Linked DNA regions of Mus musculus: all the other regions are linked to region 2. The links are chromatin loops, found by intact Hi-C in ENCODE. Cell type or tissue: gastrocnemius. All regions are shown on one strand.

What was found. Peaks named below come from ENCODE experiments on the same cell type or tissue, not always from the same donor. Only the 100,000 strongest peaks of a DNase experiment are listed, where the experiment ranks them.
Region 1: it touches region 2 in a loop (2.1-fold over the local background); 3 of 42 quality-filtered maps call a loop at or near these places.
Region 3: a loop joins it to region 2, with 2.1 times the contacts of the local background. A loop is called at or near these places in 2 of 42 quality-filtered maps.

What each region holds. Positions count from the first base shown.
Region 1 is chr5:65,189,969-65,192,468 of GRCm38, reverse strand. No RefSeq gene overlaps it. Among named protein-coding and RNA genes, the nearest start is that of Wdr19, 8.5 kb to the left of the region's middle. In gastrocnemius, a CTCF peak has its summit at 1,355 (motif pointing right); no DNase peak of the experiment used is centred here.
Region 2 is chr5:65,085,540-65,088,039 of GRCm38, reverse strand. All of the region lies in intron 1 of Tmem156 (transmembrane protein 156), which reads left to right. Among named protein-coding and RNA genes, the nearest start is that of Tmem156, 4.8 kb to the left of the region's middle. In gastrocnemius, no CTCF peak of the experiment used is centred here; a DNase peak (open chromatin) is centred at 1,252; H3K4me3 peaks cover 272 bases; H3K27ac peaks cover 1,964 bases.
Region 3 is chr5:65,183,638-65,186,137 of GRCm38, reverse strand. No RefSeq gene overlaps it. Among named protein-coding and RNA genes, the nearest start is that of Wdr19, 15 kb to the left of the region's middle. In gastrocnemius, a CTCF peak has its summit at 1,424 (motif pointing right); no DNase peak of the experiment used is centred here; H3K27ac peaks cover 728 bases.

The DNA of each region.
Region 1 (2,500 bases), 100 kb before region 2:
AACAGAAACACAGGCAAGATAATTTTGTTTTGTTTTGTTTTGTTTTGTTTTGTTTCTGAGTTAGTTTCTCTGTGTAGCAGCTCTAGCTGTCCTGGAACTTGCTCTGTAGACCAGGCTGTCCTTGAAGTCACTAAGATCAGGCTACCTCTGCCTCTCGAGTGCTGGGATTAAAGGCATGTGCCACCATTGCCCAGCTATATTTTTTGTCATAACAAAAATAACACAAAGCCTCAGAGGAGCCTTCTTTGTGGACTGAAGCATCTAGGAGCAATGCACACTCTTAGCTCAGCTCCGTGATTCACATACCTCAGTGGACGTGTATAGAAATAGGTCTGAAGAGAACTGGCCAAAACATGCCACAGTCGGGCCATTTGAACATGGCTGAAGGGGAAAGGAATGGGAAAAGAAACAGTCTTCTGGTGAGGAAGACAGAAACTCTGATGTGGTGCATCTAAAGGCTGCCAAAGTACCAGAGGCTGCAATCATGGAGCCTGACAACAAAGAGCATGGTGCTGATTCAAAAGGAGGGATGCAGCTTAGCATAACAGTGCAAGGCTGCAAATTCTTCTCTGCCATCAGCCAGAAGTACAGCACGCACGCACCCACTAAAGCTGAAATGGCTCACACACTACACTTGCCACGAAAAGTCCATTATTGTTAGAGGTCTGTAATTAAGCCCAAGGAGACATCCCAGCGGTACATACCAATGAGCAGATGGAGTGTATTATTTATAGTGTGCTGCTTTGGGGGAAAGCTAGTGGTGGACACATTTAGATGACATTTATATAGTTATAAAAATGAGGACTTGATTTTGGCCGTTCTTCAGATTTTAAAGCTCTGGATGGCAAATGCTGGAGGAATTGGCTCCCTTGGAGGGCTGTACAGGTTGAACCATCATTTAACCGCACAGGGCCCTGGTAGCCTGGTAGGTTTTATTGGGTAACCAACACTATACAGAGTTTTTCAGCAGATTATAAACACTGAATCATTTGTAATGACTTTCATTCTAATATTAATAAATATTAAATTTATTATTTAATTTAAAATTTTACCCCTAAGCTCTCAAATTGATATCTGATAATTCTTGCCATACTGAGGTAAATGGATAATCAAATAATAGTGTGACAACATATCAAGAAATAAAAATATCCTATAAATATTATAAAGATACTATCTTTATTATATATCCCATGATTTAAGATAATTCATTGCATTGTAGGTTGGATGATTTTAAATATCCTATAAAGAATATCCTATAAATAAAATTTCAAAAATGTATATTTGTATTTTATATATATATATATATGAGTATTTTGTCTATTTATGTGTGTATGTATACAATGAGTGTGCAGTTCTCTTAGGGGCCAGAAGAGGGCATCAAATCCCCTGGAACTGAAATTGCAGATATGAGTTGACACGTAGGTGCTGGGAACTGAACCCAGGTCACTTGTAAGAGCAGTAAGTGCCCTTAACTTCTAAGCTATCTCTCTAGCCCTCTATAAATGATCTTAAGAATAATTTTGTTTTTTTGAGATGGGGTATACTATATGCCAGCCTGCTCAAACTCACTGTGCAGTCAAGGATGATCTTGCTTGTCTGATCCTCATATACCTCAGATCCCTGTCCCACAGTGCTGGGATTGTAAGTGTTTTACCACTCTTAGGAGAACAAGTTTTAAAATATGGAACTATAGTTTTTCAGCTCATAGATATGCTCTCCAAAGTTTAATCTTCAGAGGCTTGTGCATTGTAGGTTGGATGAGCCAGGAAAATTATCACAGAAACAAACCAATATTTTATGCACAAGTAGTGATTGCTTTGCCAGTTTAAATGGTGGGAGCAGGGTGGTGGTTAGAAAAGCTGTACTTATTCTCTTAAAAAAATAAGGAGCATGCTCTTTAAACTTCTACCCTTAAGTTGTTATTTTTAAAATGTTCTGACCTACTATCTTAGTTAGGGTTTTATTGCTGTGAAGAGATACCATAACCACAGCAACTCCTATAAAGAAAATCATTTAATCAGGACTGGCTTACAGTTCCAGAGGTTCAGTCCATTATATGAGTACACTGCTGCTGTCTTCAGACACACCAGAAGAGGGCATTGAATCCCATTATAGATGGTTGTGAGCCACCATGTGGCTGCTGGGATTTGAACTCAGGACCTCTGGAAGAGCAGTCAGTGCTCTTAACCATTGAGCCATCTCTCCAGCCCCTACATATTCTACTCTTAATTCTAACTTTAGTATATCTTTCTGGCAAAACAACTTAAGCCATCTCCTTTAAACTCTCTATCAAGTACCCTAACTTCCTAAAATGATTTAAATCAAATCAGGAATACTATAAAAATTATTAATTCATCTAAACAAATTTTATGTTCTGAAAGTTCATCTTCATATTGATCTTCTGGAATATTGCCCAATAGTGTGGGCTGTCTCCGAAGAAACAGTCACATCAGACTCTAGGCAGTGAGGGTCTTCCCATGCTCAACCACGCCATGCTAGG
Region 2 (2,500 bases):
GAGTACACTGCGAGTCATTATGTCCCGGTGTTTTGATGTTGCTTACTTTGAAGAGTCAAACTCTCATAAGATAGATTCATTGGCTTTCATTTCTCTTCCCTGTCACACTTTCTGGTGGAAGTGGTGGTGTAATGAGCAGTAAACAGAGGCAAACCAAGGATGAAGGACCTTTCCTTGGGAATTATAGGACAAGCCCTCCTCAACTCTGCAGTGTGTCTCCACTGTGTTTATGTTTCTATTACAAAGGAAGAGTATTGACACAGTTGCAATGAATGAATGAATGTCCTTGTTTTCAAACTCTGGGCACTTTACTTTCTTCTTATTGACTTCTTCATAAAAATTTAATCAATATCCCTAATAAGGTTTAGGACATATGACTATTTAAATTTTGAGCTGGCAGAGGTCAAATTGTCTTGCCCAGAATGCTCTCAAGTGATTCTCCCACTTCACCCTCCCAAGTACTGGGCCTATGGGTGCTTTCCACTGCATCTGGCTCATTTAGTGTGTGTGTGTGGGGGGGGGGCTGTAGCACATGTAGCAGCCAGAGGTCAATGCTAAGCATCCTTCTCTATTGCTTCCACCGTAATTATTTTAGGCAGTATCTCTCATTGAACCAGAGCTTATGAACCGGCGTGACTGGTTCCTGGTAACCTCTACGGATCTGCCTGTTTCCAACCCCCAGTCTTAGGGTTACAGATGTGTGCCACCATTTCTGTTATTTTTAAGTGTGCTGGGGACTCAAAGTCAGGTCCTTGTGCTCATGTGGCAGGCAGTTAAATGACTGAGCCGTCTCCCTAGACCTCTGGCTCAATATTTGTAGAAACTCTTAACAAATACGTGCATCTACATATACCAGGCATGGGACTAAATATTTTTACATGGAACTCCTTTTTTTTGTTTTTGTTTTTGTTTTTGTTTTTCGAGACAGGGTTTCTCTGTGTAGCCCTGGCTGTCCTGGAACTCACTCTGTAGACCAGGCTGGCCTCGAACTCAGAAATCCACCTGCCTCTGCCTCCCGAGTGCTGGGATTAAAGGCATGTGCCACCACGCCGGCTCCATGGAACTCAATTTTAATGGATTCAATACTCAACTAATCTACTGGGAATGTAGAACAAGTGTTTGGCAGGTATAAAGCTCTAGGTTTGGTCTTGGGTAGCTGCTGGCCCATGAGCGGATGGGAACTCTATCTTGACCTCCTATTTTGCCAAGAGTGCTGGGGTTGCTGACAAGCACCACCATGCCAGGCTTTGGCACAAGTTCAGGGACTCTGAACTGGGGCTGTCAGTCTTGTTTGGTTACACTTTCACCTACTGAGTCATCTCCTTAGCTCTATTTTTAGTTTCTTGAGAAACCGCCTCACAAACAAATTTCCAAAGTGGTTGCACCGGTTTATACTCCTACTGGGAGTGTGTAAGGATTCCTCTCTCACGGTGTCCTCACAGCACTTGTAATCATTCGTTCTCTTGATGGAGGGCAAGTCATTCTGACTGCGCTAAGATAGAATCTCCACATAGTTTAACCTGTATTTTCTGATGGCTGGTGGTGTTGAACACAAATGTTTATTGGCCATTAGGTATTCTTCTGTTTTAGAACTCTCTGTCAAATACATTTACCTGTTTATTGGTTGGATTTGTGTGTGTGTGTTTGTGTGTGTGTGTGTGTGTGTGTGTGTGTGTGTGAGAGAGAGAGAGAGAGAGAGAGAGAGAGAGAGAGAGTGTTTAGTTTCTTCAGTTCTTTACGGATTCTGTATATTTATCCTCATGTTAAATGTATAATGACAAAGCTGCTTCTATTCTGCAGGCTGTCTGTTTATTCTGCTATGCAGGAGCTTTTCAGCGTCATGCAGTCAGGATATCATGTGGCTGGGTTCTAGTGAGGGTCCTCTAGATACAGATGTCTAGTTCCCCTGAATTTGCATGGGGCAGAAAGGAAGCAAGTTATCTGGTTTTATAAAGCACAATTCCTATTCTTTAGAATTCCACTTTCATGAATTAATTACCCCATAGACTCCACCTCCAAATATATCATATTGAGACTGGAGTTTACTAGATGAGTTTTAAGGGGATACAAACAGCACATTGAATTGGTTATTTAATTTTACAAGACAGTGCCAAATAGTTTCCCCAAAAGATTATATTAGCACTGTTCCTAGTAGCAAAAATACTATATACTGGGATTTCACTGAGTATCATGAAGCTGTAGATAGAATACATAGACTCTTATATAATCCATATGTTCCTTACAAAGTTTACTGACAGCTTGCTAATTGAAAAATAACTAAAGCATTACAGAAAGAAGACTCAGAATAGTTATCTGGCAAGCAATGGGGAAAACTTTGTTTGTTTCACCTTGGACGAAGTGAGGGGGAAGACCTTATCGAGAGTTTATACATATCTGCCATAATTTGGATACTGAGGTCTATTGTGTGCAAGATATAAAAAGCTCAATGCAAGAAATGAACTGAAGGCATTTTGGATCAATGGTGCCATTAGACACACAG
Region 3 (2,500 bases), 98 kb before region 2:
TGATACAGGGTCTCAAGTAGCCCAGAGAAGCCTTGAACTCACTATGCAGCCAAGGATGACTGTGAACTCTAATCTTCCTGCTTCCACACCAGCAACACAGAAGAGTTTTAGTTACTTCATTCTTGCCAGTACCTGATGTGGCCAGTCTTCTGAAAGCTTGCCTGGTTAGAGTGGTGGTTAGTGCTGTGTCAATAGATATAAGTTGCATTTACCTAGTGACGAATGGTGTGGAGCACTTTTGCATAATTTTTAAGCTTCAGATTTATTTTACGTGTGTGAGTGTTTTGCCTGAATGTGTGTATATTCACAATAAGTGTGCAGCGCCCTCAGAGGCCAGAGTCGGATGCCCTGGGACTGGAGTTACAGGAGTTACATTGTCAGTTGCCATGTGGGTGCTGGGAATGGACTCTGGGTCCTCTGCGAGAACAAGTGCTCTTGACCACTGAGCCATCTCTCAAGACCCACTTTGTGTATTTTTATTGGCTATTTTGATATCTCTTCTAAAAATCGCCTTCAAGTCTTTGTGCATTTCTAACTCAGTCATCACTCTTCTTTAACGTGGGCAGACATGATTTCCCAGTGCTCTGAGGAGTGGGGCAGTAAGTGCAACCTGTACATACTCCGATGTATTGATACCTCATTGGACAGAGAAAGCGACAAAAGTTTCTAGCATTTTCTGGAAATGTGAAGGAAAAACAAGATGAAGCCCAGCATGCTCCGTCACAGGTTCTATGACTACTAGAAGGCTGTTTGTATTTTGAAGGATTTTACCTTCTAGAAAGAACTTCAGCAAGTCCTTTTACCTTGTTGATAATATCTATCACTCAGGATTTAAGAGGAATGTTAAGCTGCTTCTCAGATGCTCAGAAATTAAATAACATTATTTGTGGGGGAGGCACGTCTCAACTGACCTCGCAGCCCCGCGGAAAAGCTGTGGACTCTTCTAATCTTCTGGACCAGGTGGATCCAATGTCTTTCTTCCTACTCCCTGGTGAGCAGCTATAATTAGCTCTGGGTCACAAACGCTGGCTGAGCCCATCTCTCCAACTCTGCGTTTTTAGTGATGTCATGCTGATAGCCTGAAATTGTACCTGATGGGAATAGTCACACTATTAAAGCTAGAAATGCTACCAACTGGAGAGCTGATTGTCAAACATTTACTAAGATGGCTGTTTCTACTTCAGATGCTCCTAATTGACAAAAATCAATTTCCAGTCTCCTACTGGCTTAAGTAACTCTATGACGGTACAGGCCTGGGGGCTGTATCCTGAGAGCACTGCATCTCAGCAATGCTTGCTGATCTTCACTGCTTGGCCTGCCTGCTTCTCAGGTTAAGAGCAAAAGAGTAACTTCTTCCTTTCCCTTTAAAAATTATTTTTAATTTTGTATGGTGTGCATCTCGGTGTGGATTTGTGCACATGGGTGTGGGTGCTCAAGGAGGCCAGAAGGGGGTGCTGGATCCTTTGGTGCTGAAGATACAGGCAGTTGTGAGTCTCCCGACATGATCATTGGGAAACACATTTGAATTAGGGTCCTCTCCAAGGGCAGTAAATGCTCTTAAGAACTGAACCTTCTATTTGTCCTGCTGTGATGGACCCCCCCCCCCCCACACACACTTCCTAGTGTAACAGACTTTTCTCGGGGAGTAGCAACACACACACACACACACACACACACACACACACACACACACGTCTACTCACCCCAGATAAGGAGCCCATGACAGACCAAAGTATGAATGCCGACAAAGTCCAACTTGGTGAACCAGTGAGTTTTATCATGTTTATTTACAGGAGCAGAAACAACTCAAATGACAATTGATCACCACAGCCTACTCTGACATGGGTGACAGCTCACAAGAGCTGGAAGCCTGGAGCACACAGCACAGCCTGCAGGCGACTCAGCAGGTTGGAGAGTGCCCTTTCCAGGAGGCTTCCTTGGTCTTTGTTTCTTCTGGGCAGTTAAGCTGGTCTCTGCTTCTTTAGGGACGCTTGGTTGGTCTCCGCTTCTTCCAAGCCACTCGGCTTGTCTGAGAGTCTTTGCAGCTTATCTTGAGAGTGACTATCAGCTATCTTTCCTGTTTATATACTGAAGGTACTCTAGCCAGTCAGAGCATGGCAAAGGCGGCTCTGGCAGACCTTGCCCTTCTCCTCCATTCCTCTTTCTTCTCAAACCCGTTAGATTACATGACTAAAGCTAGCCAACAAGTTCTATTTTCTTATTTCACTACTTCCACCTCCTGAGGCTCACTACCAAGGCCCTGCTTTCAAAGTTATAGAAATTGAGCAATCAAAAGCCCCCTTTGGATTACCTAACTAGCATGCCCAATTAAAATGAAACACTTCATCCTATTATGGGGCTTCCTTTTTACCTTATAAACAGCCATTTTCCCATGGGCCAAGTCTGTCTCTTCTTTATCCAGAGGCAGTCATTTGTACCCCTCTGGGACAAATACCCCTCCCTGCTCTCCTTATCTCCTACCCCTTCATCCTTGTTCTCT